2 separate regions of the Homo sapiens genome follow, and region 2 is linked to region 1. The links are chromatin loops, found by intact Hi-C in ENCODE. Cell type or tissue: PC-3. All regions are shown on one strand. Each heading gives the region's core, and the rest is flanking DNA. Links, peaks and the distances in the headings are about the cores only. Region 1 overlaps MMP13 (matrix metallopeptidase 13). Region 2 overlaps DCUN1D5 (defective in cullin neddylation 1 domain containing 5).

Evidence for each region. Hi-C counts contacts between places; a loop is a spot of excess contacts. Peaks named below come from ENCODE experiments on the same cell type or tissue, not always from the same donor. Only the 100,000 strongest peaks of a DNase experiment are listed, where the experiment ranks them.
Region 2: a loop joins it to region 1, with 3 times the contacts of the local background. A loop is called at or near these places in 8 of 110 quality-filtered maps.

What each region holds. Positions count from the first base shown.
Region 1 is chr11:102,939,538-102,955,420 of GRCh38, forward strand. MMP13 (matrix metallopeptidase 13) reads right to left here. Exons shown (of 10, transcript NM_002427.4): 2 at 15,715-15,883; 3 at 14,921-15,069; 4 at 14,619-14,744; 5 at 12,475-12,636; 6 at 10,573-10,690; 7 at 9,488-9,621; 8 at 8,354-8,513; 9 at 6,109-6,212; 10 at 3,458-4,829. The coding sequence ends at 4,729. Among named protein-coding and RNA genes, the nearest start is that of MMP13, 8.3 kb to the right of the region's middle. RefSeq lists an enhancer at 15,628-15,883. In PC-3, for the core only: no CTCF peak of the experiment used is centred there; a DNase peak (open chromatin) is centred at 11,344; H3K27ac peaks cover 660 bases.
Region 2 is chr11:103,041,327-103,058,403 of GRCh38, forward strand. It overlaps DCUN1D5 (defective in cullin neddylation 1 domain containing 5), which reads right to left. Exons shown (of 8, transcript NM_032299.4): 8 at 9,360-17,077. It also overlaps the pseudogene RPL21P96. Among named protein-coding and RNA genes, the nearest start is that of DCUN1D5, 42 kb to the right of the region's middle. In PC-3, for the core only: CTCF peaks have their summits at 14,030 (motif pointing left) and 14,229; a DNase peak (open chromatin) is centred at 14,035; H3K27ac peaks cover 388 bases.

The DNA of each region.
Region 1 (15,883 bases), core at 7,589-15,588:
ACCTAATTTTAGGGTATAGTTTTGTTACAGGAAAGGGGTCCCGATCCAGACCCCAAGAGAGGGTCCTTGGATCTCACGCAAGAAAGAATTCAGGGTGAGTCTGCAGTGCAAAGTAAAAGCAAGTTTATTAAGAAAGTAAAGGAATAAAAGAATGGCTACTCCATAGAGCAGTCCCAAGGGCTTCTGGTTGCCCATTTATATGGTTATTTCTTGCTGATATGCTAAACAAGGGGTGGATTATTCATGCCTCCCCTTTTTAGACCACATAGGGTAACTTCCTGATGTTGCCATGGCATTTGTAAACTGTCACGGCGCTGGTGGGAGTGTAGCAGTGAGGATGACCAGAGGTCACTCTCATCGCCATTTTGGTTTTGGTGGGTTTTAGCCAGCTCCTTTACTGCAATCTGTTTTATCAGCAAGGTCTTTATGACCTGTATTTTGTGCCGACCTCCTATCTCATCCTGTGACGTAGAAGACCTTAACGGTCTGGGAATGCAGCCCAGTAGATTTCAGCGTTGTTTTACCCAGCTCCTATTTAAGATGGAGTTGCTCTGGTTCACACACCTCTGGCAGTTTTGGCAATTCAGGTCAATTAAGACATCATGATAAACTCTTACAAAAATGGCCATGCTGTTGCTATAAACTCAGCACATTTTTTATTTTCCAGAGATCATTATTAGCTGCAGTTCAATCTGAGTGTCTTGTAAGCAGTGAGGTAGAACAAAATCAAGGAGTCTTAAATCAGCATTTCGCATACTTCAATATACCAGGCAGATAAAAGTCCAAAAAATTAGAAAAACTAAACCATGTGAGAAAGAAACTTCGGAAACTGTAAAGCCTTTCTTCCTCTAAACTCGCCATTGTCCTCAGGTAATAAGCAATTGTTCACTTTTTTGGTTGGTAATCTCAACCTCCCGGATTCAAGCGATTCTCCTGCCTCAGCCTCCCAAGTAGCTGGGATTACAGGTGCCCGCCACCACGCCTGGCTAATTTTTGTATTTTTAGTAGAGACGGGGTTTCACCATGTTGGTCAGGCTGGTCTCCAACTCCTGACCTCAGGTGATCCACCTGTCTCAGCCTCCAGAAGTGCTGGGATTACACGCGTGAGCCACCGTGCCCGGCCCACTTTTTTATTTAGAAAACAAAATTTATCATGCCTGGTAGTTTGGGTTTTCCTCCCTCTTGGTGCCAGAACAGTGCTGGTTTGTTTTCTCTTTGGAGTGCTGATTCTATTGGTTGTGTAGATTGTGCATTTTGTAGTTCACGTTGGAGTCTGTCACCCAGGGGCCTGAGATGACTCACAAGCCCTAGCTCTAAGGGGTGCATGCTTCAGGTCTTGGTGGCTTCATCAAGCCACCAAGTCAGGATGACACAGAATTCCGACTCACCTCTGAGAGATCAGTGAGGGGAACTCATATACAAAAACTAAGAAACCTGGAGCAAGCTGTTCTTGAATTCCATAGCTATTAAATCTTACTTGAAAGTCAGTAATGTAAAGTCAGGAGTTAAACAATCAGCGATGTGGCTAAGTTCCTCAACCTTATGTTAAAGAACAAAGCACTGGTTTTGTGACTTAATTGAATTCTCTGACCAGTTCAACCTTTTTAAAAAGGGTGTTGCTGGTGCCACCTAGTGGAAGTATTGTAAATCTCACAGCGTCGTGATGAATCCGTAAATCAAGGTATTTTCTGTGACCAGGGCTTAATCCACTCCTGTTGGCTCCGAGAAAACTGTGCGTGCAGAGAGCTGCACTTTTTTTTCTAAACGGGAAGTGAGTTAAACTTGGTAGCTTTTATGGTGGCTATCTTTCTGTTATATATGTTTTCGTGTTTTTATTCTGACATGAGGATATGGAAATCCAGGACAATATTTTTGCTTTAATACAAAAGTTCTCCCAGGATAATTCCAAGAGCAAAATTTGTTACACCAATATAAGATCTTGTCAGTTTCTCCTATTCCAAATACAAGTATGCTATTGGTTCACTTTGAGGAGTTTTTCAAACCTTTTACCCTTATTATCTGATGAAGAGGCCATTACTAGCTACAATTCAATTTTAAGGCAGTGCATTTGCCTAGTACATTAGCTCTAGGTAAATGCACTCTCACTTTAATTTGTGAATATAATATTACTTCTCATAAAACATTCATTTGGTCTTCTCAACCCCATTCGTGAATATCTATACAAACTGGCTATCTGTATTTTACCTGTAACCTATTTCATAGAAGATTCTATTAGGACCATCTGCTCAGTTCATAATCAGCTCTCTTTAATGCTACCCCTATCACCAGTGGTAAACTCCAAATAGACATTTGCTATAATTTGAATTCGATGCTTTGGTTACTGTGGAAGGACACTCATCAAGGTAACACCAATTGGATTTGGAATTTTGAATTGAGACTGGAGTAAAGGTGGAAGTCAGGAAACAATCTTGACTATATATATTTTCTATATACCTTTATGTATATCTTTATATCTATATATCTTTATGTATATCTGTCTGTCTGTCTGTCTATCCATGAGAGAGAAGTATCATGAAAGAAAATGGTTAAACATAGGGAAAATGTTTCTGAAATCAAGTGAAACATCTTTTCTATTTTTGTTTGTTTATTTTTTGAGACGGGGTCTCACTCTATCACCCAGGATGGAGTGCAGTGGTGTAAGCATAGCTAACTGCAGCCTCAACCTCCTGGGCTCAGGTGATCCTCTTGCCTCAGCCTACTGAGTAGCTGGGACCTGGCTTCTTCTCCTTCTCCTTCTTCTTCGACTAGGTCTTGCTCTGTCACCCAGGCTGGAGTGCAGTGGTGTGATCACATTTCACTGCAGCCTTGACCTCTCCCTGCCTCGTGTAGTCCTCCCACCTTAGCCTCCCTAGTAGCTGAGACTACAGGCACATACCACCACCCCCAGCTAATTTGTTTTTTTTTTGTTTTGTTTTGTTTTGTTTTTGTAGAGACTGTGTTTCACCATGGTGCCCAGGCTGATCTTGAAATCCTGGGCCCAAACAATTGGTCTCCCAAAGTGCTGGGAGTGCAAACATGAGCCACTGAACCTGGCCTAAACATCTTTTCTTAAAAAGAAAAAAAAAGAAGGGTCCAGTGCAGTGGCCCACACCTGTAATCCCAGGACTTTGGGAAGCTGAGGCAGGCAGATCACCTGAGATCAGGAATTCAAGACTACCTGGCCAATATGGTGAAACCCCATCTCTATTAAAAATACAAAAACTAGCCGGGCATGGTGGCGCTCACCTGTAATCCCAGCTACTTGGGAGGCTGAGGCAGGAGAATTGCCTGAACTCGGGAAGTGGAGGTTGCAGTGAGCTGGAATCACACCACTGCATTCAAGCCTGGGCAACTGAGAGAGACTCTGTCTCCAAAAATAAAAATATTGGCAATGAACCCTCTTTGGGTGAGGAAAGATTGAAATTATACCTAAAGACAATGTACCATATAGCAATTGTCTGTTGAAAATATATTTTTATTATAAACAACATAAACACTTCCTAATACACTTTGCAAATATGCATTTCATTTTCTTTGCCTGAGTTTTTATCAACAGTGTCTCTGAGCACAATAGTTCTTCCCTTGATGGCCGATCATATATTCAATAAGTGCCAAGCACCCTCCCCAAGTATCAATAGGCACTGTGGGAAGTGCTGGGGGATTTTTTTAAATGCAGAGAAAAAAAGGCATCCTTCCATATCTCAAGGGATCACAATCTAGTAGACTGCTTTAAAAAAAAATTTGGATGTCTCTTTTTTAATATACATACTTCCACTTTATAAGATATATTTTATTTCATGCTATACAAGTCTTTAGAAAATAGCCTATATATCCAAGACAAACTGGACAATTAAATAATTAGCTAGGTAAAATAGGGTTAAAATGCAACTTTTAGTCTTAAATAATCAAATAATTTATGAAAAAGGGATGCCATGGCCTTAGACTATTTTGATAACAATTTTAACTTTGTAATGTGTGACTTCTGAAGAACCTGAAATATTTTAATAAAAAGACATCATCCTTCTTTATCCTTTATAATATGCAAAGGAATATTTGTCTTATATGAGAGCAGACTTTGAGTCATTGCCAAAAGTGAAAATTAAACAGAATTCAAAGGCCACATCTACTATTCTTACCACTGCTCTTTTGTCTCCTGTCTTTAATGACTTTGATATTTCGTTAGTGTCTGTGTGAAGAAGGGCACATACATCTGAATATCCTCAGTGCAAAATGAAAATTATTTATTTGGAAGTTACAGTCTATTATTACAGACATTTTCCTTTGGTTTATTTCTTTTATGTATGGCTCTCCCAAATTTCCATTTTCATACTATTTTATACTTTTTAGTAAGAATGATTTATTCATTATATGCATGTATTTACTTTATGCCCTTGTAAAATTTCCTTATAAATATATTTTTAAATTATGCTCTCATTGACAGACCATGTGTCCCATTTGTGGTGTGGGAAGTATCATCAACCATTGCTTTTGTACAGCAACAAGAATCAGATGCTCTTTAGAGATCCTCCATTTCATTACTCTAACATTCTTCAATGTGGTTCCAGCCACGCATAGTCATATAGATACTACATATTCAAAGATAACTTACTGAAGCTTGTTCACAGAACCAAGCTTTCTCCTGATAGCTCTTCTTCCCCTACCCCGCACTTCTGGAAGTATTACCCCAAATGCTCTTCAGGATTTAAATAACAATTTTTAAAAAGACACTTAACACCACAAAATGGAATTTGCTGGCATGACGCGAACAATACGGTTACTCCAGATGCTGTATTCAAACTGTATGGGTCCGTTGAAAAAATAGATATAACCTATAAGAAAAAGCATAAAGACAATTTCAGAGTTTGAAAATAATAAGGTTTTAATCCAGTTAATATTAATGGTTCAATCTCTTAGATCCCATTTGTAGGAATTTCAAACTTTTTCTTTTTAAACTCTATTAGTTCTTTAATAGTTGTTCCTTTTTAAATTTTTTATTTTTTTATTTTTATTTTTTAGTTGTTCTTTTAAGGTGTGAATCCTCCTACACAGTTTTGCTACTTGGATTATCGATTTTTGTGTGCGTATATGAGACAGAGTCTCACTCTGTCATCCAGGCTAGAGTGCAGTGGCAGTGATCTTGGCTCACTGCAACCTCTGACTCCTAAGTTCAAGTGATTCTCCTGCCTCAGCCTCCTGACTAGCTGGGATTACAGGTGCATGCCACCACTCCCAGCTTTTTTTTTTTTTTTTTTTTTGGATTTTTAGTAGAGATGGGGTTTCGCCATGTTGGTCAGGCTGGTCTTGAACTCCTGACCTCAAGTGATCCGCCCACCTCAGCTTCCCAAAGTGCTCAGATTGCAGGCATGAGCCACCGCACCCAGCCTATTTGTTATAAGTTATCAATAATATCTCTTTTCATAGTTAAAGGAGGTCGGTGAGGTCAGGCCTGTAATCTGAGCACTTTGGGAGGCCGAGGCGGGTGAATCGCTTGAGGCCAGGAGTTCAAGACCAGCCTAGCCAACATGGCGAAACTCCATCTCTACTAAAAATGCAAAAATCAGCCAGGCATGGTGGCAGGCACCTGTAATCCCAGCTACTCCAGAGGCTGAGGCAGGAGAATCTCTTGAACCCAGGAGGCGGAGGTTGCAGCGAGCTCAGATTGCGACAATGAACTCCAGCCTGGGTGACAGAGTGAGACTCTGTCAAAAAAAAAAAAAAAGGTTGAGAACATAATTAAAGTAAAAAGTCACTATATAGTTAAGGTAGTTATGAGTCTTTATATATAAATTACTTCCCACTCCACAGCCAGTTTGAATTCTGGCAATATCCTTGCATTTTGGCATCTTTAAGCATAGATTAAGGTAATGTTGAAGGTTTAGCATCTCGTATTTATAGAATTAGCAATCATTAAGTAAAATTCTTATTTATTCTAACCATGTTTTTTTTGGTTTGCTGTCTTTGTAGGTAGTCACACAGGAACAATTAATTCCTTAACTGCCATACATTTATTAACACATCTAGGTCCTATATAAAAATGCTTTGTACAGAAAAGAGTTTTGAGGGGCTACAGAAGCTCCTCTTTAAAGTCAGTGCAATGTAACTACTTACCATTTTTCTCATAGACAGCATCTACTTTATCACCAATTCCTGGGAAGTCTTCTTCTATTAGTCTCGGATAGTCTTTATCCATAATATGGTTAGTATCATCATATCTATTTAAAGAAAAAAAACTCCTAAGTCAGTTATATTTCTTAGAAAGTACCTTAGAAATAATACAATAGATACAATGGCATCTTTCAAAATTGACAAGAATTTTAAAATTTTCAGTCCATTTAAAGCATCTGGTAGCTTTTTAAAATTAGGAATGAGAATACTGAGTGTACAGTGGATGCTTGACGAGTATTTGTTGACTTGCCCAAAGGCCATCTTTTTAAAGAGAGTTACAAGCTCATTTCCATTTCACAAATGATATATCTGTTATAAAAGTATGTCATTAGGAACATGTTCTTAAGCATGAAATAAATGCATGTTTGTGCATAGAACAATTAGCTGTTGATCTCTCACTATGTGTAAGACAACTTGCACTTACTTGCACTTACTTAGTGTACAGTAATGGCTACAAAAATATTTAAGGTTTAATTTCTGTACTAAAAAGTTGTAGGGGCATATGGTAATACTAAAGGTAGGAAGGGAAGCATAGCTTTCCCCCTCCATAACTGCATATTTCAAGCTCCTTCTCCCCTGCCCACAGCCACACCCTAACCAGGCAAACATATCCTAAAATTAACCTAGGAAAACAGGCTCCCATAAGGTGCCACTACTGTTACTGATGAGAGCTTTTTGAATATCTTGGAGGTATGTTCCAACAAGTAAAAGATAAGAACCACTAAACTACCAATAAAGCTAAGGCATGTGTATACACATAACTGCAACGCCAGGCAATAGAAGTCAAGCATGAGAGAGTAATCATGAAATGTCATGGGAGTACAGGAAGCCGGGCAATAACCCCTGAATGGGGAAATCAAAAGAGGCTTTGTAGATGAAAAGATATTTCGAATGAACTTTAAACAATGGATAGAATTTCAAGAGGGAGAGATGCAGGGAAGGATCTTCTGGCAAAAAAAAATTGCCTAAGAGAAGCTTAAGGGGATATAAAAAACAGCATATCTGAGATGCAGTAAGCAATTAATCCTGACTGAACAATATACTTCTTATGGAGGTAGGGAATGAAATGCGGTACCTGGTAGAAGCTGGCAGTGATTTCTAGAATGTTGTAAATGTCATTGTCAGAAATAAGTCAAAAGGCAAAGATGATATATACAGGTATGTGCGTGTGTGCGGGTATGCATGTGTGTGTGTGAGACTGTGTGTATGTAGAGATGGAGGAAAGTTTCCACTTTAAACATTTAGAATGTAGGGTACTGATGAGATATTCCCATTCCCAAATATAGACTTGAATCTGGACTCTTAAATGTTGTTGATGTCAATGCTGCCTAAATCTTTACATGTGTTTTAAACATTCCAGCTTCACTCGCCCTTCAGAAAGTTTCACTTTATAAACTATGGGCCTGTCAGCTTCCTGGTCAACCTCTCCAGTGGATCAGCTAACTCTGCAGATAGGAGGGCCTTCTCTAAACCAATCTTTTCCTGTACTCATGCTGGTATCCTCTTTGGCCACGGAAGATGGAGCTACATGTAAATTAGGAGAAAGTGACAAGAAAGAGAATACAGGAGAAAGATTAGAAAGAGAAGGTGCCAATTGGGTGTGGTGGCTCACGACTGTAATTCCACCATTTTGGGAGGCTGAGGCAGGTGGATTGCTGGAAGCCAGGAGCCTGACCAGTGTGGCAAAACCCCGTCTCTACTAAAAATACAAAAATTAGTTGGGTGTAGTGGCACATGCCTGTAATCCCAGCTTCTTGGGAGACTGAGACACAAGACATGAGAATTGCTTCAATACAGGAGGCAGAGGTTACAGTGAGCCAAGATCATGCCACTACACTCAAGCCTGGATAACAGAGCAAGACTCAGTCTCAAAAAAAAAGAAAGAAAGAGGGGGTGCCAAAGATGGTTGAGAGGCACAACAAATGGCTAAGAAAAGAATGTTTGAGAAGAGGAATGTTTGAGTATTGTGTGTGTGTGTGTGTGTGTGTGTGTGTGTGTGTGTGTTCAAGAGAGCTTGAGACTTTTAAATACATGTCTGAGGGTCTGCCTGAAAGAGCTGACATGGAATGAAAATGAATGACTAGTATGACATTTACAATAGTGTGTAGGAATAATGTATAGTAGTGACAGATGTTTGAGGCACTTTGCGGCTATGACACAGATGGGTCAGTACCTACTGCTGCCATACCTCCAGACCTGGTTTCCTGAGAACAGGAGAGTCTTGCCTGTATCCTCAAAGTGAACAGCTGCACTTATCTTCTTAACTTCTTTTGGAAGACCCAGTTCAGATATTTTTTTGGGATAACCTTCCAGAATGTCATAACCATTAAGAGCCCAAAATTTTCTACCTGGAATGAGTGAAATAACAGTTCTATTATCCAAGGGAATCTATTAGGACTTACATATATAGACATGTGCTTAAAGACAGGCCCACTTTTACATTGAGAAATATTAATAAAATATTTAGTATTTACAGTCATCATGTTTATGAAACATAAAAATATAAGCATTCTTGAAACAAAAAAATAAAATTTAGGATCTTAACTTCCCAATTATGAATATAGCTAATCAAATATCACAGTTAACTTGGCAATTTATTAGCTCTGAATATTAAGTTTAAAGCTAGGTGGAAAAAATACATTAAAATTTGTACATGAACAAACAACACAGTAGGAAGAGTAAATTAGACTGAAAACTCAAACGTTACACCAGTTTGAAAGTTATTTTATTCTCTAAAAAGTAGCTTTATTATAACATTAATATTATAAATAGTTGAACAATACAAACAGTGTCAGCAGGAAGTTATGTAATCATTTTAAATTATGGTCATAAAGATAAAGTAGCAATTTGGAAATTGGTCATAATTTTATGTCAAGGAAAGCAGTAGAATATAAAAATGTATCTATACTATGAAAATAAATATGTAAAAATTTGTATTACATAATGAAAATGAGCAAATGAAATAAACTGAGTTTTCAGAAGGAAGAATGATTCATAATATTTTTTCCACTTTTTCAGAATATATTGGTATAATGTTTTCTCAATAAACAATTTTTAAGCAGAACTAAGAGAAAAAACTGACATGATTCATATGAAAGAAAGAGTGGATATGACAAGACTAATAATGTAGACCTTTTATATGTTCAATTTGGAGATTCATGGTAGAATGGTTTCAGGTACTTTCTGGCTTCCATTTTTTTAATACTTGGTCTTTAATTTAGGTATATTTTCAGTAGTGATCATTTTACTGAATCTCTAGTGGCATCAAATTCAGCACTGCCTCCCCTGGTCTTGTGTGAGGACTCCTCTGTGGAAAGCTTACCTCTGAAGATGAAGATGAGGTCATGAGAAGGGTGCTCATATGCAGCATCAATACGGTTGGGAAGTTCTGGCCAAAATGATTTCGTTAAAAACAGCTCCGCATCAACCTGCTGAGGATGCAGGCGCCAGAAGAATCTAACACAAAAGTAAAATGGAGTTTTCTGTCACATTTTTAAATGCAATATTTCTATCCTGCTAGTCACCTCTCTCCACATCAACACAGACAAGTTAGATACAACCAATACCTCCCACCTGTGAAGGGAAAAAAAATTCCATTACCCTTTAAGCGCCAGTGACAAGTTGTGCTATCCTAACTAGCGTAAGGTATTCAACTTTGAAATCTCACAGAGCCTGTGTGAGGTCTCTGAGTTCTTTGCAGGTTGAAACAGTCTTGCTCAATTTTGGGTATCTTGCCAGGGGCAAGCAAATGTGCCAGGCATTGTGTTGGCCTCCAGAGAGAAGATATGAGTTATATGAACTATGTCTTCCATGGTCTCATGGCCTGGGAAAACATACATGAGAAACACCCCCCGCCCCACGAGTACAATGTAATTAGAGTTATAACAGAGGGGATAAACATGCTATTGGATCACAGATGAGGGATCAATGAATGAATGAATAAACAAGCATACTGGAACAGTGTAGAAATTAAAATTTTATATTGCATTTCTGGGTTCATTTCATTTCATCCCTCAAATTCCAACATGTATCTAGAATCAAAGTCTTTCCATACCAAAACGAATCCGTGTGGGCCTAACGAGTAACCATTTATTAATACAGCAGTTACTTTCAATGCTTGTCTGTTTTTAAAACAAATGGGATTTCTAGATTTTCTTGGTTATATTTATAAGAAAGACTGTAACTAGAGATGTAAAAGGAAGCTACACAATGTCAAGGTTATACGTTGAAAAGTAAAACATTTATCCATCAGTCATTTATTTGATCTGAAATATGTAAATAAACTGCCTGCCCATTTTTACTGCTAACTTCGCCTTTGGAAGTCTGACAGGATGTTTTGGCAATATGCAGAAGCAGCTTCACAGATGTTTGTCGCATACAGACTTTATGAAAGAATCTCAAGAGTACCTGTCTTTAAAGATCATTGTTTCTCCTCGGAGACTGGTAATGGCATCAAGGGATAAGGAAGGGTCACATTTGTCTGGCGTTTTTGGATGTTTAGGGTTGGGGTCTTCATCTCCTGGACCTGTAGTCGTGAAAGGCAAGAGAGAAGTTATGAGTGTGACATTACTGATAACCTGAGTCACAGTACAACAGGCTGATCTGCTGATGGACAGTGGGAGAGGGTTTCTCCAGGAAAAGCTGTAGGTCCTGGGGCTCCTACATCATGGTGCAAGTACCGTGTAATCTTACTTCCTTCCTCCCCTCCACTTCCATCCTTCAAGACCTCTCGAGATTCTTTAGAAGTATAAACTTAGGTTTCTTGAGGTTGATGATAAAAAGGAGGGAAAAAAGCAACAGAATTTGAGAAATTTTCCCTACACCTTGCACAATCTATTGACAGATTGCTCTTGAAAACTAGATTCCCCTTAAAGCCATTTTTGATGGCGTATTTTTCCTGCAAAAGCCCTCATCTTGCCTCCTCCTCTTGACTATTTTACCAGCTGTCAACATCAGCTAATGTTGCTTCACCAGTTTGCCATGGTGCAGCTGTATCTCAGCTGTGACAAACCAGGCCTTCAGCACTTATGTGACTTGCGACATGTTGGTAAATTTCCAACCGTCTCCCATGAGTGCAGACAGGATGGGGGTGCAGTATATAATAATAATAATCCTACACTGTTTTTCTTTCTGTCTAGTTTTTATTAGTTCTTTCATCAGTCCCTGAGTCATAACAATGTAGAAATAATAATTGCAAAATAAATTTGCAAATTCCCTTTGCCATCTTCAAGTTCATGCCCATGGCTATGCTAGCTACTGTGATAGATTGAAATCTAGAGGGTAAAAGAATGGGTTGGATGCTATGAGCAAGTTTTCTGAGCTATGTGCTCTAGAAGTGTTTACACTGATGACTGTGTACTGTGGCTTTAACTCTATAACAGGTCATCTATAAATAAATACTTGGGTTGAAGTTTAATAATTTTGTAAATATTATTGAAAACTTGGGGGGGGAAGTGAAAAGGAAGAATTTTTTTTTTACAATGGTTACTGTAGATGTTGATTAAAAACTACCACAGGCCACTTGAGAGGTTTCTACTGTGCCAGATTGGACTGGTTGAAAGAGTACTTGGAATTTCTAAAAGCCTTAGGATCTCACTTTCACCACCAACCTTGTTACTATAGGTATGCTACTTAAACTCTACAGGGCTTTGTTTCTTCATTGGTTAAATGGGGAACAAAATATTTTTCTTTCTTATTGCAGAGGTGTTTGGAGGATATCAAATGCACATTGCAATGTATAAAGTACAAATACGAGGAGTTATAGTCTGCAAAAATTTGGAGAATGAAATCTTTTCTATTTGAGTGGGTAGTTAGATTTGGAAAGAAAAAATGGGTATGTTTTCCTAGGTTTTAACAACAAAACCAAGAAAGCAGCATTGGCAGTGGTGAATTCAATTAGTAGAGTCATGTGTTGCTTAACAACAGGGATACATTCTGAAAAATGTGTTGTTAGGAGATTTTGTCATTGGGTGAATATTGTAGCGTGTACTTACACAAACCTAGATATATAACCTACTACAGATATAGGCTATATGGAACAGCCCATGTCTCCTAGGCTAGAAACCTGTCCAGCATATTACTGTTCTGAGTACTGCAGGCACATGTAACACAATGGTGAGTATTAAGTGTATCTAAATATAAGAAAGGTACATTAAAAATACTGTATTACAGTATTATGAAACCTTTGTCATGCATGCGCTTCACTGTACCAAAACATTATTATGCAGCATGACTGCAATTTAGAAAATAAATGCATGGGTTTCTTCTGCTTTTATAACTGATCATATTCTATTTCTATAACCGAGTTACCATAGAGAGACTGGATCCCTTGTACATCGTCATCAGGAAGCATAAAGTGGCTTTTGCCGGTGTAGGTGTAGATAGGAAACATGAGTGCTCCAGGGTCCTTGGAGTGGTCAAGACCTAAGGAGTGGCCGAACTCATGCGCAGCAACAAGAAACAAGTTGTAGCCTGTAAGAAAACAAAGAAACAATGAGAAAAAAAGGAATTCCAGTGACCAGGTAATGAAAGGAATATCATTTTATCTATCTGGTATGTTTCTTTCTTGGCTATATACTTTCTTTTCTCTTTCTTCAGTCTCCTACTTTTTAAAATCAATATTCAGTTGCTTGAAGGAAGATTCAAAGTATTGATTTAATCCTTATAAATAATTTAGTGTTCTTTTGATTATAGCTGCCTACACAATTAGAATGTCAACAGATTACTCTCATGTAATTAGTAATTAATAAGGATTTACTGTGAATACATTAGAACTCCTGATTTGCGCTTAGTATTCTCAGGTCAGGTGAGGGAAGTGGACAGAGATTACCTTAAACGAGGAGTGGGGAAATCACATAGGGTGGTACCTAGCTAGGGTGCTGCCCAGAACATCCTCCAATCAGGAGGCAGCATCCAAAGGGATGGTACCAAGGATGGAGGATGCACTAAATAGGTTCTCTGTGTTTACTCTTGGGAGCAAATTCCAACCAAATGATTTTTTCCAGAATGTCTCTAGACTCTGGGTTCTGGAGAAACAGAAACTCTAGACATGATTAGCCATCTTTTCTCTACTCTAGAAGACTACTATGTCACTGTATTTACATTGTTCCCTCTAAGCATTCTGTCTGCCAATTTTGAGCCTCCTAATGCAGGTATTTCAAACTGGAAAAAAGAAAATAAAAAACTAAAAGAAAAATAAGAAGTGCAAGGCAATAGGATTGTTGTTACCTGTGCTTAGATTACCTGAAAACTAGAGCCAGTGGATTCCATTTGACCTTAAATACCCTCTGCTATTGTAGCCTGTGCATGAAGAAAATGAACCATCCTAGCAAACCTTGCAGACCATGAGAGCAATTAGAGGTCACATAATCTGAGTGTTAACTAATTCTTCACTGAATGACTAGTAATGGATACCCCTCTTGGCCTTCCACTGAAAAATGAATCCAGACTTGTTTGTGGATGTTTTTATTCACTTCAATTAAATATTTCAAACCCAGAATTTATAAAGGAACCTAAATTTGAGGCTTACTGTGATTCTACCTTAACAATGCTGGATATTATTTCTTCTTCCTGAAACCATTCTTACCTGTGAAATACCCAGAACATAAATATGTAAATTTTCACTTTTCCCTCCATAGACAGATTGGAGGTATTAGATTTGAGACACTGATCATGTAAGGCCCAGTTTTATTCTTTGGAGAAATAATCTTTTTTATTTAAATGAAAAATAAAACTCAGCTGTCTATGAAGACAACATCTACTTGTCATAACTAAGTCCTAGTTAGAACAATCTATGGCTTTTCTTCCTAAGTTAACATTCCCAATTATTTTGAGACTTGAAGATTTAACTACTAACTGATCTCATTCAACATTCAGTTTCATTTTGCTCTTGTAAATACAACCATCATCTTGTCTGTTTCATGCTGTTTGGAGTAAGAGTCTGTCTAGGTTTTTAAGAATAGTGTTTACAATATATAGACAAGACTGAATCAAGCAACTCATATAATGGGAAACAGAAATTTGATTGAACATATTTCTACCAAGCAAAAAACTATTTCAATTCACATCTAATTCATGTATGACCCATAGATCCAGCCCTGGTAGTTTTTAGTTAGATATTTCTAATAAACTGTACTTCCTCAACATGCCAAAAGGTAATTTGCAGTAATAACATGTTGGCTGACAGACATAAACATTTTGGTCCTACTTCAAAGTTCATTAGTATCCCTCAAGCCACAGTGACAGATTAAGTAGATTTTGTTCATTTTTTAATGTTGATATCAATTTGTAGAAATGTCACTTGTAGAGACACTAATACATCTAAGATAAACTTTATTTAAGAAAATATAGTCAAATACCAAATATATTTAACTTTTATGTGTTTTAACTTCATACTAGTGTGTTCACTGTCTAATCTAATAACACATAAATGATATCTTTATAAGAAACATTACCTTTGGAACTACTTGTCCAGGTTTCATCATCATCAAAATGGGCATCTCCTCCATAATTTGGCCCAGGAGGAAAAGCATGAGCCAGCAGGCCAGAGGGCCCATCAAATGGGTAGAAGTCGCCATGCTCTACACACAAAAGCAAGGGTTAGGAGTCTTATCACATCCAGGAGTACTTAGCACAGGTGTTTGGTAAATTAGTGTTGAATTCTTTAAAAAGTAATGAATGACTGAAATAAATAATTTTAAAATGGAACCAAGAATTAGAATATAAAAATGTTTGTAAAATAAATGTGCATCATTACCCTTAATTCCAAAAGAGATCATGATGTCAGCAATGCCATCGTGAAGTCTGGTAAAATTCAGAGGAGTTACATCGGACCAAACTTTGAAGGCTTTTTTGAATGCCTTTTCGACTTCAGAATGAGTCATATCAGGGGTGTAATTCACAATTCTATTTAACAGAGAAAGTTTCAATGAACTTTTTGGAAAGTGACAGCTATTTTAGAATACATTTTCTTGGTATATTGCTTTTCAATTCAAAATGCAATAATTTCTTTGAAAGTTCTACTAGAGGTTTATTGTTTCAAATAATGTATTAATTATGATGCCATACAAGAATAAAAAGTCAAAAATTCAGCCACATTTGAGTATCTCCAAATATCTGACCATGTGGCATCTTAAATTTAAAATATTCCAATGTTTAATATAATTTATTTTGCATGCTAAAAGTTTAGATTACATTGATAAAGCTCAAATAAATGAAATAGCTCTGTAAAGTTTCTAGAAAGAGTGGAACTCTTCATCTTGAGCACTGTTGTAATAAATACACCTAATGTACTATGTTTGCAAATTTTCTTTAACCTACTTTTATTTCTCTTTTGATTTCATCTCTAAAAGAAATACTTTGAGATGCCCACTAAAAAATAATGCTGAGTTAATGTAACAATAATAGATGTTATGAGGTATTCTCGGCAACCATATTAAAGCTATTCTGGAATTTAACTGCCAATTAAATAATAAGGCCTACTTAATATTAGACATTTAATACTACAAGAAAAGGCTAACAAATATGAAAGAAAGATAGCCTATGATTTACCTGTAGGTTAAATTCATTTTGGACCATTTAAGAGTTCGAGGGAAAACATTGTATTCACCCACATCAGGAACCCCGCATCTTGGCTTTTTCATGACATCTAAGGTGTTATCGTCAAGTTTGCCAGTCACCTCTAAGCCGAAGAAAGACTGCATTTCTCGGAGCCTCTCAG
Region 2 (17,077 bases), core at 6,473-14,472, 100 kb after region 1:
GATGAGTTTCATTAGAGCTTAGGACCATGGTACTATCAGGGAGCTATTACAAAATAAGATGGTATGTCTATGTATACTGGAGTTGGGGGAGAGAGACAGACAGAGAGGGTCCTCACACTAAAAAAAAAGCGTCTTGTTAGGCCAAGCAATACCCTATTTAATAACTTGAAAATTACATAATGCAAAATTTACCAAGGAATGCAAAACAGCAATTCTCTTTCCAGCATATTAAGAAAAAAATAATTCTCAACTCCCAAATATCTAAGAATTATCTGGAAGCATTAAAATGCAAATTTTCAGCTTCACACCAAGATATTCTGATGCAGCAGCTCTGAAATGATGCATTGAAGTTTTCAGGTTCCATAACCCAGGTGATTCTGATACAGACATTATGCAGATCTCATTTTGAATAATACCACCAAAAGAATAAAAATTAGATATAACTGGATATAGCTCTTTCAATCACAGAATCCAAAGACTTAAAACTCCTTGAACAAAAACATAAATCCCTTTAAAAAAGAATTAAGAAAATAACTGTATTAAAAATCAAAGTAATTAACCATGATAATTATCACAATTCCTTCTTTCGTTTCATCCAGATGGTACTATCAACTACAAAAGGATGATTTAGGTTTGTCTCTAAGATAAACTTTCTGACAAAAAGAGAATCATTTGGATGGTAGAACAAATTATTAGAGATGAGTAGAGAACTTCTTTTCCTTGATACAACTTAGATGGTAACTCCATGATATCAAAACAACCATTTAAATGAGGTAGGGGGATTCAACTCATCAAGCATTTCCTAGGGAGAATCTATCAGGTGTATAACACTGTGGCAGATACTTGATGGTCTGGGGAGAAAGGATGGGATTTTCGTCCCCATAAGCCTAAGTTCTTGAGGAAACAAAACTAGCACTTAAGAGAAAAATACAAAATCCCATGAAACATGCAACTGATTATATACAGGAAACTATAAATGCGTGGTGTAGATGATAAGCACTGGATTAGTTCAGTGAATATCAGTGTACTCTGGACTGATCTGGGGAAAGAGCAAGGATTGGGGCCTGGAGGATAGAATGTGGATTGTAAGAAAGAAGAGGAAAACAGTATCAGCAAACAAATAGCACACTGTTTTGTCTCCCAGGCTGCTGGACAAGTGGTTGAGCAGGTTAAATTTTTGTTTTGGGGTCACCAAGCCACTACCTCAGATTTTCAATAATAAAAACCAATAAAGAAAGGCAGGAAGAGCAAGGAGAATAAGACAGAGAAAAATAAAGGGGAAAATAAACCCCAATATAGAAAGAATGACTTCTACTGTTAGGCAAGCAAAAGATTTCCTCACAAAATACCCCAGAGTTTATTTAAAGTAGTAATCAGAAGAAAATAGAAAACATTTATGAACATTTATCATATATCAGACACTATCACAAGCCCTTCCATGTATAAATTCCTTTAATCTCCCAACAACACTATGAGATAGGAACTTTCACTGTATCATCAGGATTCCTAACAGCCCATGAAGCCCTCTAAATCAGTGATTAGCTTGATGTGATCTTTCTACAATGTATACATAGATTAAAACATCATATTATACCCTACAAATTATACATAATTATTTATCGATTTAAGAAAATATTTTTAAACTGAAAGAAGATGAATTTCATTTGATCATTTTTAATACCTTCTGTTTTTATGTGTCTAAGAAGTCTGCTTTAGGAAAATATCCTTTATTTTCCATGGACAGTATATATTCAACCAGTTGAAATGTGAATTTTAAGAATTACAATAAGCAAATTCTGTTGAATGTTCAATACAGAGTTTATATAGATTTGCCTTATACACGTATTTTTAAATTATTAGTATTGATGAGAAACAAAGAATGTAAACTTGTACCTCAGTCTAAGAGGATGAGAAGTCATTTAATGTGGAACAGAGAAAGCATGGAGGGCAATATCAGAAGAAAGCCACTTGAGAATTTAATAAGCAAACTTGGAGTAAATTGGTGACCTAAGGTAAAAAGACATCAACTGCAGTCTTGCATTTTTAGTATAGCTCAGTTCTATCAGTAACCAGTCAAGTGGAGTTAAGAATTACAGCTGCTACTGCCTAAATTTTCCAGCAGTTCAGAAAAATCAACAGATTTTTTTTTTCTTGCAACTAGATTTTTAGGGTAACTCTTTTGGATAATGTTTACAGTTTCAGACAACTCTGATTTTCTCCCAAATTTGCTGAGCAAAAACTAATGGCCTAAATGCAAATTCCACTCCTGTTTGGTAATTACAAGTTTCCCTCTAACATAAACAAGAATGCTTTTTGGAAAATTGATTTTCTCACATATACCAAGCAAGTAGTCTCTTCATTGAAAGAACAGGTATCAATCCACGGACTGGTTTTAAATGTTGGTTAAATGGTCAGTAGCTGTTAATCATAGTTGTAGAAATTTTTAAGGTAATATGTTCATTGGACTAGTTTCCAATCATATCTCACAATCAATACTTTTATAATTCTATAAATTCATAACTGATCACATGCATTTCACATATTCATCGCAGTATTGATGTTAACACTATTTGAAATTACTGAATAACGTCATAGATGCAATAAAGTGATTTGCCATGCCTATCTTATTAGAATGTTGTAACAACCCTGGAAATTATCCAGGCAAAACACCTGGTTTCTAATCCAGAGCTCTTTCCACTGCTAATAAACAAGGGTTATGAGAAGGCAAAGAGCACAGTGAACTCTCAGTTATTAACAGGAAAACTTTCTGGTTTTCTGGAAGCCAGTCTTATCCAGTTTGACTTTTGGAAGGCCAAGCAACCCCACAAAATGGATGTACAAATTCCCTTGTTATATTTATCTCATCCACTATAAAAACACGGGACAGACCATCCTCCTAGGAGTGTCTAGAATTTTATATTTAAAATAAGTAGTTACTGATTAAAATATTGATTCTGCTGAGCTCGCATTTACTTTAAGATATTATTGAGATTTTTTTGACCATTTCTATTTTTTAAGTGATTGAGTAATTTTCTAAATTTGCATATTAGGTAATTGAAGGTTGTGTCGTGGCTGGAATCTGGTTCATGACAAATTCCTCTTTCTAGTTGTCATTCTTTCCATTTAGTTACTCTCTGGGACTTCAGGAGAATGCACAATTTTCCAGTAAAGCCACGTGATAAGTATTTGTTTACACTTATGAAGTACTTCCTGTTTTGTTTTTTCCCACTCTTGTCTACATACAGATATAAGAAGTCTGAAAAACTTGCCTGCTTTTCCTTAGTCCCGCTGGCTTTTCTTCATTATTTTCACCAAATAAATGAGGTAGAAAACTCATCTTTTCTTTTCTTTTTTTTTTTTTTTTGAGACTGAGTCTTGCTCTGTTGCCCAGGCTGAGTGCAGTGGCGCGATCTCGGCCCACTGCAAGCTCCGCCTCCAGGGTTCATGCCATTCTCCTGCCTCAGCCTCCCGAGCAGCTGGGACTACAGACGCCTACCACCACGCCCGGCTAATTTTTTGTATTTTTAATAGAGACGGGGTTTCACCGTGTTAGCCAGGATGGTCTCGATTTCCTGACCTTGTGATCCACCCGCCTTGGTCTCCCAAAGTGCTGAGATTACAGGCGTGAGCCACCGCGTCCGGCCGAAAACTCATCTTTTCTTATAGCAACTACACTTAGTATCATTTCCCTTTGCTTTTCTCTATTACTCACACACACAAACCTATGCTCTATATTCCTTTTTCGCTTGTATCTTGTTTCATTCAGTGACCACCACCTGAATCAATAGGCACTGCTCAGGGAGATTAGAAGATTTGGAAGGTATAGAAGCCATGGGCATTTTAGTAATCAGAAGGAAATAACATTCTAGCCTGCTTGGCCGGAACTGCCATCTTCCAGTAATTCACCAAAATAACGAATGCAAAAGGAAAGAGCAGAGGCACCCTATATATGTTCTGTAGGCCTTTTAGAAAACATGGAGTTGTTCCTGTGGCCACAAACACATGAATCTATAAGAAAGGTGATATTGTAGACATCAAGGGAATAGGTTGAAAAAGGAGTGCCCACAAGTGTTACCATGGCAAAACCGGAAGAGTCCCAGTGTTCCTCCGCATGCCGTTGGCATTGTTGTAAACATACAAGTTAAGGGCAAGATTCCTGGCAAGAGAATTAATGTGTGTATTGAGCACATTAAGCATGCTAAGAGCCAGGATAGCTTCCTGAAACGTGTGAAGGAAAATGATGGGAAAAAGAAGGAAGCCAAAGAGAGAAGTACCTGGGTTCAGGTGAAGCGCCAGCCTGCTCCACCCAGAGAAGTGCATTTTGTGAGAACCAACTGGAAGGAGCTTGAGCTGCTGAGACCCCTTCCCTATGGATTCATGGCATAATAGGTGTAGAAAAGTAAAAGGCCTCTGAACTGTAAAAATGTTTCTCTTCTTTGAGTAGAAGTGGGTGTCCTCTCCCCTAAAGAAATATTTAAAGCAAATTTAAATTTTGCCCTTATTCATTGTGTAATGTCTTTACTATTAATATTAAATTTAATGTTTTTCTTGCTGAAAGATGTGGCTTATTGTGCAACAAATTACTCAATTGGTTAGAAAACGGCCAGATATTACTTATAAAATATTTTTACTGGTTTGAAAACTGTCCCTCTAAATCATCATGTAAGAAATAAAATAATTTTGAAAAAAAATTCTAAGTAATTCTGGGCAAAGTATATAATTTATGCAATTGCATATAAATCTATGCCAGCAACTGCATCAAACCACAACTTTTATTTTTAAAGTTTATATTACTCTAAAAAAATACAGAAGGTTTCCAAATGATCAGTTTTCTTCAAGTCTTACAGATAATTATTTTAAGAAAAGGCTTTTCATGAGTTTTAGCAGGATCTTTAAATAAAGTTACCACATTATAAGCACAAAAAAGTTTTTTTCTTTGTCTTTACATATAAAGACAAAAAGGGAAGCATGTTTTACATAGACAGCCATAAAAGACAAAAAAGCAAGAATGCCTCAGAGACCTAAGAGTAGAGCCAGAAGGCAAAAGCCCAGAATAAACTGTAGAACAGGGGTCCCCAATCCCAACCCTTGGCGGTTGATGGGTACCTGTCCATGGCCTGTTAGGAAATGGGCGACACAGGAGGTGAGCGGCGGGGACATTACCGCATGAGCTCTGCCTCCTGTCAGACCAGCAGCAGCATTAGATTCTCATAGGAGCGCAAATCCTATTGTGAACTGAGCATGCGAGAGATCCAGGCTATGGCTCCTTATGAGAATCTAATGTCTGATGACCTGATGTGGGACAATTTCATCCTGAAACCATCCACTCCCAACCCCCATGAAAAAACTGTCTTCCACAAAACTGGTCCCTGGTGCCAAAAAGTCTGGAGACCCACTGCTTTAGAAAGTGGAAGATGCTGAGGGCTTCTTTAGTTGTGTTCAGGGTAAGAGAATGGAGAAGACGTGAACACTGCTGGGGAGTATCACACTGAATAAAGAGAAACAGAACTACTCAGGTCCTAGTTTAATTTGTCTTCTTTGTTACTGTGGATGTCAGTCTGAAATTAAAGATAGCTTCCAGCATGTGTAAGATCCCCTACACTCTGCACTACACGTGTAATCACATCTGTAGTTTTATGTTTGGTTCTAGGTTTAATATTTTAACAGGACTCAAAGGATACTTAAGTATCTTGAAGCAAATAGCATTTGTTCATGAATTCATTTTTTTCAATAAACACTTCTTAAGCATCAACTATATGCCAGGCTCCATATTATATGCTAGAAAGTAGACTCTCAGTCATTTAACTCATGCATGCCTGTCAGGTTCCCAGCATTATAAACAAGCCAGTTAAGTTCCTTGCTATCGCAGAGCACACAGATACATTAAAAACTTAAAATACAGTATAAAAATCACTGTAGTAAAAGGTGTGTAAAAGCAAAGTAAAGCATTTATGAAGCACAGAGGACAGAATAACTCATTTGGCTGGAAGACGAAAGGGTCCAAACTGGGCCTTGATGAATGAGTGACTCAGTATGGAGGAAGGGATGAAGCACACTGCAGGTGGAGGGTTGCATCTGCAGTCACTGAGGTGCAAAAGGACAGAGAGGCTGCATCAGGAATAAGGAGCAATTTGATCATATGAGAAGCAGTCAGAGAAACCAGAATTTTTTAACCTGGAAAATACAAGACTTATGGCTGGTGTACTATTGTTATTCTCAAATATCTGAAAGTCTGTCAAGTGATAAAGAGAAATTCCATTCTGTAGGGCAAAATCAGAATCAATCCATGGAAGTGACAGAGGGGTATATCAGGGGTTGATGTCAGAAAAAAACTTGCAATGAGAGTTGTTTCAATGGAATGAGGTGTCTTTTATGGAAATAACATCAAACTACAGGAAATACTGAAGCAGAGCTCGAATATGTCAGAGGATTAAAGAGGCAACTTCTACGTTGGGTTGAGTGCTGACCTGTAAAGTCCAATTCTTTAGGTTATTCAAAAGCTAAGATCAGGTCATAGTATTCTAAGAGAACACACTAGATAGAATTTAAGAGAATCTGGGAGAGGGAAGAGACCTTGGAGATTATTGAATCCAATACTTTCACTTTGCAGATGAGAAATTGAAGCCCTGGAAAGATAAATGGCTAGTTTAAGGTCATCTAGCAAATCAGTGGCTCCATCTGAACTGGAATCCTCTCTTCAGCTTCCTGTGTGTTGATCATTGCACAATATCACACTGCTACTATGAAATGAATTCCAATATCTCAACCTAGAATTCTCAGTGAATGTACAGATATTATAACCAAAACACAATCTATAATCTTAAAGGAAAAATGGGGAACAAGATGCTCAACTGCTACAGAACTGGAGATGGGCATACATTTTTCCTGATTTTTCAAAAATACAGAATTTTATAGTGATTTTTATCTCAATACAGGAGAATATAAACCAGATTAATAAATAATGATAAACAGAAAGAAGAGGTGATCACAAGGAACCAGCACGGAAGAATAATTGCAAAGTAACCTTTATTTTTTAACGTGGTAAGGAAATTTGTTCATTCCATCCATTTCTTTATTCTATCAACAGAGATGTTTAAGTGCCTGTGATTGGTCCCACACTCACCTATGGACATATCAGGAAGATAAAAGACTAAGTCTCTGGCTTCAAGGAGTTCAGAATAATACGATGCAATATGCCCGATGACACTATAGGAGGTAAGAGAGGATGTTTGGGAGTGGGTGTGGGTAAGGAAATCATTCCCAGAAGAGGTGATATCTATGCTAGGATTAGGAATTTTGGAGGCTGAGTAAGAGCCAGGTGAGGACTTTCAAGGTGGAGAAAGTAGAATATAAAGGAATAGCTCATTTGAGAAATTGAAGGCAGTGTAGTGCTGTGCTGTGCTGTGCTGTGACTATAATGTATTTGTATTTCAGCAGTTGACAAAAATCTAAATGATACATAACTTTTGTGCATAATATACAAGGTACATGGATTACTGACTGGCTAAATGGGCCCTCCACATTGGAAAGAGGACCACATTGATGTAAATGGGAGGAAAGGTTTTAAGTGGCTTTGTCCAGTTTTATGTGGTTAAAAATAAAGCAAAAGTATGATTTGAGGGAGAAATAATGTAACGACTAATATAGAAAATTCACAGGTATGAAGCTTTAGTTAACAACATATTCTATGAGACAAAGTGAAGCAAATTAGGATTATTAAAGATATTGTAGAACAGATAAAAGCATCAAGGACAAGATTTCTTCTGACTTTAAGAATCTGTATTTGTGCAGATGATAGTTTTACAAAATGAGAGGCCCAAGTGACTAGAAAGAGCGCACAACTAGAAATATTTCTGAATTCAAGTCTAGGATGTGCCATTTATTATACATCCAATCTTAGGCAACCTCCTTGGGATCCATTTTCCCTGTCTCCAAAGAGAGAAGGTTAGCCTAGATACTCTTTATTAAATTTCCAGTTTTAAAAATAACTCCACAATACAATTAGCCTTTAAGAATTCAACACTTATTTCATATCCCAAGTTCCTAGACTATTGTAGGTCCTCAGCAAGTATTTCCTGAATGAATGAATCAATTACTTCTGTATAGGCCTCCACTGTATCCTATGAGTTACAAAGGACAACGGGAAAAACAGGGAAAATGGTCTGCCACACTGGGGCCGGGTAAAAATTCATATTTTAAGGTTGGTCCCTCTTCTTTCATTGGAGGATATATATAATCAGCAAAAGAGAAAGTATGCCTTCTTTATAGAACCTTTATTGACTTTTTGTATTAAAACAGTAATACATACTCATCATATTATATAGAGTGACGTAAACTAAAAACCCCTGGTAATTCTATTACCAGTAAGTTGACATTTTTCATATTTTGGTACACAGCCTTTCAGGCTTTTCTCTCTCTCTCTCTCTCTCTCTCTCTCTCTATATATATATATATATATATACATATTTTTTTTTTTTTTTTTTTTTTTTTGAGACGGAGTTTTGCTCTTGTTGCCCAGGCTGGAGTGCAATGGCATGATCTCGGCTCACCGCAACCTCCGCCTCCCAGGTTCAAGCGATTCTCCTGCCTCAGCCTCCCGAGTAGCTGGGATTACAGGCATGTGGCACCACGCCCGGCTAATTTTGTATTTTTAGCAGAGGCAGGGTTTCACCATGTTGGTCAAGCTGGTCTCAAACTCCCGACCTCAGGTGATCCGCCCACTTTGGCCTCCTAAAGTGCTGGGATTTACAGGCGTGAGCCACTGTGCCAGACCTATACATACACATTTTTAAAACAAGTATCCTATTGTGCCTATCTATATGCTGCTTTAAAGCCAGTCTTTTACTCCCTTTGAAAATACAGTGTGGATTTTTCAAGATGGCATAGTACTCTATTGCATAAATATGCTGTAATTTATTCAACAAATTTTCTATGCTTAAACATTTAGGTTATTTCATTTTTTCTATCAAATATGTTATGATAAAAATCTTTTGAAAGTTTTAAAATTTATTCTTTAAGATGATAGGCATAGAATTGTTGGGTGAGAAAATATGAAACTTACTAAGGCTTTTGGATGTATCTCCCTAAATGACTTCCAGAAAAGGCTATGCCAATGTATATTCCCTCCAGCAAAGTATAACAATTCCTGTCTCCTTGTGTCATCAAACATGGGCATTATCAATTTTTAAAATCTGTGCCAATTTGGAAGGCAAAAATACCATAGTTGTTTTAATATGCATTTCTTGTCTTGGCTTACATTTGTTTAATTCCTTTAATAGTAGGTCAACATTATAAACAGGGTTGTACTAGAATGTGTGCCATACAGTGAATTAGAAAAATACACAAAAGATTACTGGACATCTTATACAAGTGAAATCATTTATTTATCTATTCATTTTCATTTATTCCATTTATTGAGTGCTTTTCTATACTGTGGATAGTTCTGAGTACTGGTGAAATAAAAGCAAAAACACACAGTCCCTGCTCTCAAGGAGCTCACAGTTAAGAAAACAGATATGTAAGTATGCTACTGTAATATGGTGTTATCAGCACTCTAATAAAAGTATATACAAGGTTAGTAGTGTCTCCATGATGGGTAAGGAAAGGGTGTTTCTTTAAAAATAATCAGACCCAGAATAAGGGGGGAAACCCTCCATGTCTACAGGATGCAGTAGAGATCTTGGGCATTCCAGAGACAAAGAAAGGTGCTGCAACTTCTGGACATAAAGAAGTTCCAATAAATCCAATCTTACATCATAAAGACTAAGCTTACCATCACCAATTCATACATTGGAAGTTCAAGAACCAGATTTCCCTTATTCAGTTGGTGGTCTGTCATCTTTTTTCCAATTATTTTGTAACATTGGACTAGTCAACATACCATCTTATGACCAAATTTAAAACAAATTACTGGTTAAGGAAAAAAATGACTCATTAGTAAGTAAAGTGACAAGCAGAACAAATGAACCATCCATCCTTCAGGAAACTTTTTTAAAAAAAGATTTTCTGCATGGTTTATCTTGTGGTTTGCTTCTTCTGACAAGGCAGCAACCTTAGAAATGATATCAGCATGAAAAGTTCATGACTTATTCACCTGTGACATAACTTTGGAGTCTCATGGGAGTTCCAAAGTTTTTCTCCTGATCATGAGATTTGGTGGCTTCACATATTTACTTCCCCCCCCCCCCCGCCACCCCTGTGTTAACAGGTTTACTGGCAGATGCAGGAGGTGACATTCCAGTGGCTCCATTATTTTCATTAGTCAATATCATTTATTCTTTGTCATTAAACAAATATTTGGAACCCACTACATTCAAAGCATAGCATTAGGTTTTACTTAGCATTTTACAAACACTTTTAAGTACAATATCAATATGCACATCAATCTTACCTCTACCTCACAGAAGAGGAAAAAGGGAGCTCAAGTTATCTTCTCAAGGTCACATAGTCACTAAGAAGCAAAGGACTCTGAACACAGATCTCTGAACTCCAAACCCAGGGCTCTTTCCAGCCTTCCTTACTAGTCTCCCTGTCCTCAGATTTTCCTGCTGCCTAATTAATGTTCTTAAAACACCAAAGTAGCCCCAGCCTTCATCGCGTCTCATCTGCTCTGAAAATCCACTTTGACTATTTCAGTCCACAGAACTCACTCTCCTCTGAACTCCTATAGCTTATTGTCATATTATTCAACTGGCACTAACTCAGAAAATGCTTAGTGAGATCTGTCTTTAATTATGAAATAATTTTAGTGTCTATTTAGAAGACACTGTGCCCGGTTATGTGAGACTGCTCCAGTACTACTTAAACGTAAGTTTTATTCAGTTCTGCAAATGCTTTTGACAACCTACCATGAGTCAGGCACCATGCTGAGAGCTGAAGACATGGTTTCTGCCCTCAAGAATCTCAGTCTAATGGGAATGTGGATATGTAAACGTTTTACAGACATATGTGTACAATTGGTCATTCATTCATTAATTCAGTAAGCAAACTCAATTTGCAGGCCATGAGAGATAAGTAAAATACGGTCCATTTCTTTTAAGTAACTTGCAGTCTAGGATCAAAGAGAGACGTGAATTTTTTCATTCATTAAATACCTATTATGTGGTGGAAACAAGTGAGGAACACCTATGAATAACATGGTCTCTGTTCACAGAGCTGTTTCCTTTTTAAGGATCATAATCTTCAAAGGTAGAAACTAACAACTACACTGTTTTATCCTGTGTAATAAGAGGGCATAGCAAAGCCTGGGCCTATGGATATTTATTGGATATTGATTCATTCCTTCATTCTTGTATCTACTCCAAGTCTCTCTTGGTAGTTCTTACATATCATCCTTTTTTAGACCAGCTCTAGATAATGAATCTAAGATAGAATTATCATAAACCTTATAGTTCTAGTGTAAGTATTTCCAAAGATACTTGGAATATTTTTCATGTTATTCCAAACACCAACCACTTCTTGGCTTTTTATAGAGAGAATAAAATAGAAATTCCTAAATAGAAATTCAGTTTTCTCACTCTATTACTTTGTTCACATGTTTGATGTCAAGGTGCAAATGTGCAAGTAGTGGTTTTTAAAACCTGCTATTCAGAGAGCAAGGAGTTCCTTTGAGGTTTTTCAGAAATAATACTAGCAGCGAGGAAGACAGGGAGCTTCCCACTTAACCAGAGTATTTTAGCTTTCTGTTTTAAATACTGTGCTTCTAGGTAAAACTTATTTTGCAATAGGGTCCTGCTACTTAATTAAAAAAAAACTGATTTAAGAGACTCAATGTAATAAGACATCATAGAATTTTGGCTTTTTATTTTTTAATATTTCTCTTTTTTAAAAATAGAGTCCTTCCTATGAAGTCAAACCAATCCACTTTTAAAGACAGCCATAGTAGCTATGTTACTGAGCATTTATTACTTGGTGCCAACTACACTGTAAATTGATCATTTAGTCATATTTAGCATCCATTTAATGAACCATTTCACTATACTGCCTACAAAGAAAGCAAGTAATACAAATCAGTGTGCATCATTGACATTACAGATTAATTTCCTAAGAGATTTGCATTTCTAAATATGTCTATGTAGACAGAAGAAATAAGACCTGGTGTTCGATATATCAGTAGGATGACTGATCTATTAACACTAAACTATTGTACATTTCAAAATAGCTAAAGAGAATTCGAATGTTCCTAGTGTAAAGAAAACATAAATATTTAAGGTGATGGATATCCCAATTATCTTCATTTAATTATATGAATATATCATACTATCACATGTACCCCCCAAATAAATACATTATGTATCAATGAATTTTAATTATATGAATATATCATACTATCACATGTACCCCCAAATAAATACATCATGTATCAATGAATTTTAATTATATGAATATATCATATTATCACATGTACCCCCCAAATAAATACATCTATTATGTATCAATGAAAAAAATGTATCTGAGTGGTTCAATTTTTCCATTTGACTCTACTATATATAACACTTATTGAACACAAGTCCATCCTATGAGGTTCAATTGATGTTTTTCCAGATAGCAAAGAGTAACTAATATTTACTGCCTGTATTTCATTTCATCCTCAAAATAATGCTATTAGATAAGGACTATTATTATCCTCATGTTACAGACAAGGAAATGAAAGAACTAGCACACAGAAATAGGTACCCTAAAAGGACTAGGGGTGCAAGAGGACCATGTATGGGAAAACTTTCCAGGTGAAAAGCAGGAAAAAGAACCTCATTCCAGAAGGTTCCATTTCATGTCAAACTTCTCAAACTGACGTAAGCCAGATAGAGAGAACCTCCCAATTTCCACATCTATGTCTCCTGTTTACTCCAATGACTAAAAAAGGCTTGACCTCCCACTCTCTATGGCTGCCAATAACTGCTCTTGAGGAATGGGGTTAAAGTCTGCTTGAAGAAGTAGTGGGAGCAAAGATAGAAGGTTAGAATTGTCTCCATAATCTTTAGACGTGTTAATAGGAAAAGCATCTCTCTAAGGGTAAAAATGTGAAAATAAGTTTTTTCAAAGGCCCCAATTCCCTGACCGTTTTCTTATTTTTCTCTCTCTCATTATTCACATGTTCAAACACTGTAAACTGAATTGTGTGATGGGCACTTGGAGGCACCAAAAATAAGTGAGTCAGGATTTCTATTATTGAAGGGAAAAAGACATTTAAATAGATACAGCACAAGATATTAAGTGCTGTAAGATGCTACAACAAAGCTTATTTAGGCAGGGACTATATTTTATTCATCTTTGTAGCCACGCTCATATAATAATACCCAGCACATAGTTAATTATTTCCTGAAAAAATGTTTTCATGTCCAGGATTTCTTCTGACTGGCTTTAATATTCATATATGTGGTGGAAGACCCTCTATATCAAATCTGAGTATAATTAAGCTACACTTGAGTTTCCTTGGAAACTCCTTGGAATATAAATATACATTTATATTCAAATGTATATTAGCGTCAACTGCCAGTCCTAGATGTACTAAAATCAATTAGCCTTATTTTATGCTTTCCTAGCACTAGAAAAAAACATAGTAGATGGCAAACCTGTCACATAAGAAACAACTGCATTCATTAATTGAGATTGAATGTAGGTGCAGGTTGAATATCTCTTATCCAAAATGCTTGGGACCGGAAGTGTTTTAGATTTCTTTTTTTTGATCTTTGAATATTTGCATATTCATAATAAGATACCTTGGGGATGGGACCCAAGTCTAAACATGAAATTCATTTATGTTTCATATACACTTTTTACACATAGCCTGCAGCTAATTTTATTTTTCTCTTGGGAACAGAGTAAACTGTTGTACACCTGCATTTTGACTGTGACCCATCATATGAGGTCAGGTGTGGAATTTTCCACTTGTGGCATCATGTCAACACTCAAAAAGTTTTGGATTTTGAAGCATTTTGAATTTCAGATTTTCAAGTTAAGGATGTTCAACCTGCGCTGTTTGGCTATATTAATTCATGTAGAACTCTTCACAATCTAGAAGCAAGCCTGCCCTCTAGTGCTAAAACTGTCAAATTGAATTGGAATAGCAATTTCCAACAATGAGAAAAAGAAACTAGCACTCCAGATGTTGTTATTCTTAATATAAAAAACTGTATTACTTCAAAACAAAAACTTTATTCCAAGAATAAAGTGACACTCCCTCCTCAATTTAATTTGCCATTTGTTTACATATTTGGCAACTATTATCAATCTTGCTTTTTAAATCTTAGTGCTTCTACAACACTATAGAAAGTAATGGTTTGTATATGTGTGGTAGAAAATGTTAACATTTTATTTCTATTTGAAAAATCACAAAAGTTGGCCTTGAATTTCATCGATCATATGTCTTCAATTAAGTTCTATCCTCTGGCTACACTTACTCTCTAAGTGGTTTCATCCATGTCCTGACTTAAAATAAGATTACACACTGATGACTTCCAAATATATTTATCTCCAGCCCAGACCTCTACTTTTCCAGGTTCAAATATCCAACTGCCCACTCTACATTTTCCTTTGGACGTCTGACAGACAAGTCTACCATAACATATCCAAAAGTAAACTCTCAATCTACCCGCTTAAGCCTGCTCCTCTGAGTCTTCGCCATCTTATTAATGCCCACTTCATTCTTCAAGCCAAAAACCTTGATCATTCTTTTTTTCATACCTCACATCCATTCTATCAGCATATCCTTTTGGTGCTACCACCAAAATACATTCAGAATCTGACCACTTATTATTTCCATTACTCTTAATCTCAAATTGTACCATTTGTCACCTGGATTTACCATATTATCTTCCTACTACTACCTGCTTCCATCCTTGCTTTGATCTGAATCCTAATTGCTTGCTAGCTCACTCAGTAAAGTCCTACTCTTGAGAAAGGGCTATAATGCCCTACGTAATTACCTACAATCAGGCAGGATTATTACTCCCAATCTCTCTCAGTTCATTTTCTAATTCTCCCTAAAATGCTATTATTGTTCACTACAGTCACACTGATCTCTTTACTGTTTCTTTACACTCTGTACCAGCTCAGGGCCTTAGCATGTAATATTCCTTCTGCCTGGAATGCTCTCCTCCCAGATATCCACACTGCACAACCATTCACCTCCTCAGGCCTCTGCTCAATGTCACATATCAGTGTACATGCTACTTAATAGTAATCCTATCCTCACACACTCTCTGGGCCCCTTCCTCAACTTACTTTCCCCATATAACCTTGTCACCAAATGATAAACTATTTTACTAACCAATTAAAATAAAAATCCCATAAAGGTTCGAAATTACTGTCTTGCTTCGTGCCCTGCAATATATTCAGGCCTAGAATACTTCTTGGCATATAGTAGATGCTTGAGATTTGTTAAATTAATGATTTAGTCTAAGGAGAATATTAATAATTTTGTTTGATTATAAAAATGGCAGGATAACACAGGAAATCCTAGCTATTTCTTTTTATAAAAGACAGTAAATTTGTCAGAAAAAAATAAACTATCATAACTAACCACTTCTTGTTCAAGTAACAAGACGCATTCATTTAACACCTACTAAGTGCTGTGGATAGGGCCTATTTGAACTTCGTAACAATACTGGTAGGTATCATTATCGCCATTTTACAGAAGAAACTGAAAATGACATAGGTTAAGTGGCTTGTTTAAAAGTGACATTAACAGGAATGTCACAAAAAGAAAATCAAACTCAGGTTTCTCAGATAATACTTCTATAAACTCTCTCTCAATAGGCATAGTTTCAGGGAATAATGTAAATTTCAAATAGGTAAGATTTCTACATTTGTAGATAAAAGTAACTGTGTATGAACTTGCTCTAAGCCATTTTATTTGCATGACAGAATAGTAAAGTATATAAACTAACTTCACTTAAGTCAATACTCACAAGTTAATTCTGCTAAGTTTGATAAGTTAGTTTAAGTCTCAAATGACAAGTTGCTCAAATAAAGTTAGTTTTTCCTCTTTCATGGTTCAAAGGCAATTGTTAGCAACAGCAAATTTTTTTTTGACCTTCAAAATATGTGAGGAGCTTTTATCTGTGATCTATTTTCTATGTGAAAAAGTTAATTATTTCCCAGGAGTGGTGGCTCACACCTGTAATCCCAGCACTTTGGGAGTCTGAGGTGGGTGGGATCACTTGAGGGCAGGAGTTTGAGACCAGCCTGGCCAACATGGTGAAATCCCATCTTTACTAAAACAAACAAAAAAAAAAATACAAAACTTAGCTGGGCATGGTGGCAGGCATCTGTAATCCCAGCTACTTGGGAGGTTGACGCACGAGAATCTCTTGAACCCAGGAGGTCGAGGCTGCAGTGAGCTGAGACCGCACCACTGCACTCCATCCTGGGTGACAGAGTAAGACCCTGTCTCCAAAAAAAAAAAGGGAAAAGTTAATTATGGCTAATATTCTACACAAAACACACACAGCTCACAGAGTTTTGGGGAAATCTGGCTCTCTCTATATATTCACTTCAAGTATTTATTAGCTTTTTAAAATCCACAATTTTAACCTCATACTTAAAACCAAACCCATGAAGTATGTGGAAAAAATTCATTAATATCTTAAAGCTCAGAAAGCCAAAAACACCCCAGAAGGATAAAACTTCTAAAAAATGATATAATTTGGGGGAAAGCTAAGACATTTTTAATAAAACGTTTGCTATTAACTCCCATTTATGGACCATAGAGCCAAAAATAAATGCAACAAAGCTCCAATAAAATTGGCATTATAAGACAAGATTCAATACTTAGGTTAAAATCTAACCTTACTATATAGTGTTACTAGATGTATTTTAAGGAATATTTAACACATGGTAAATCAGAAACCATGTAAAAATGAGCCATATTATAAGAGGTTCTAATACATGACACAGCATACACAGCAAAATGTTTCATCGATCCTAAAAAGAAAATGGTCACACCAATAACAACTGGTCAGGAAAAGGAGCAAAGGAAACACTATCTGTACTAATAGAATGTAAAAGATTGTAAGGTGGACACAGCAAATGTATGATCGATCAGTTTTAAGACTGTTTTTAAAAACATAAATAAATT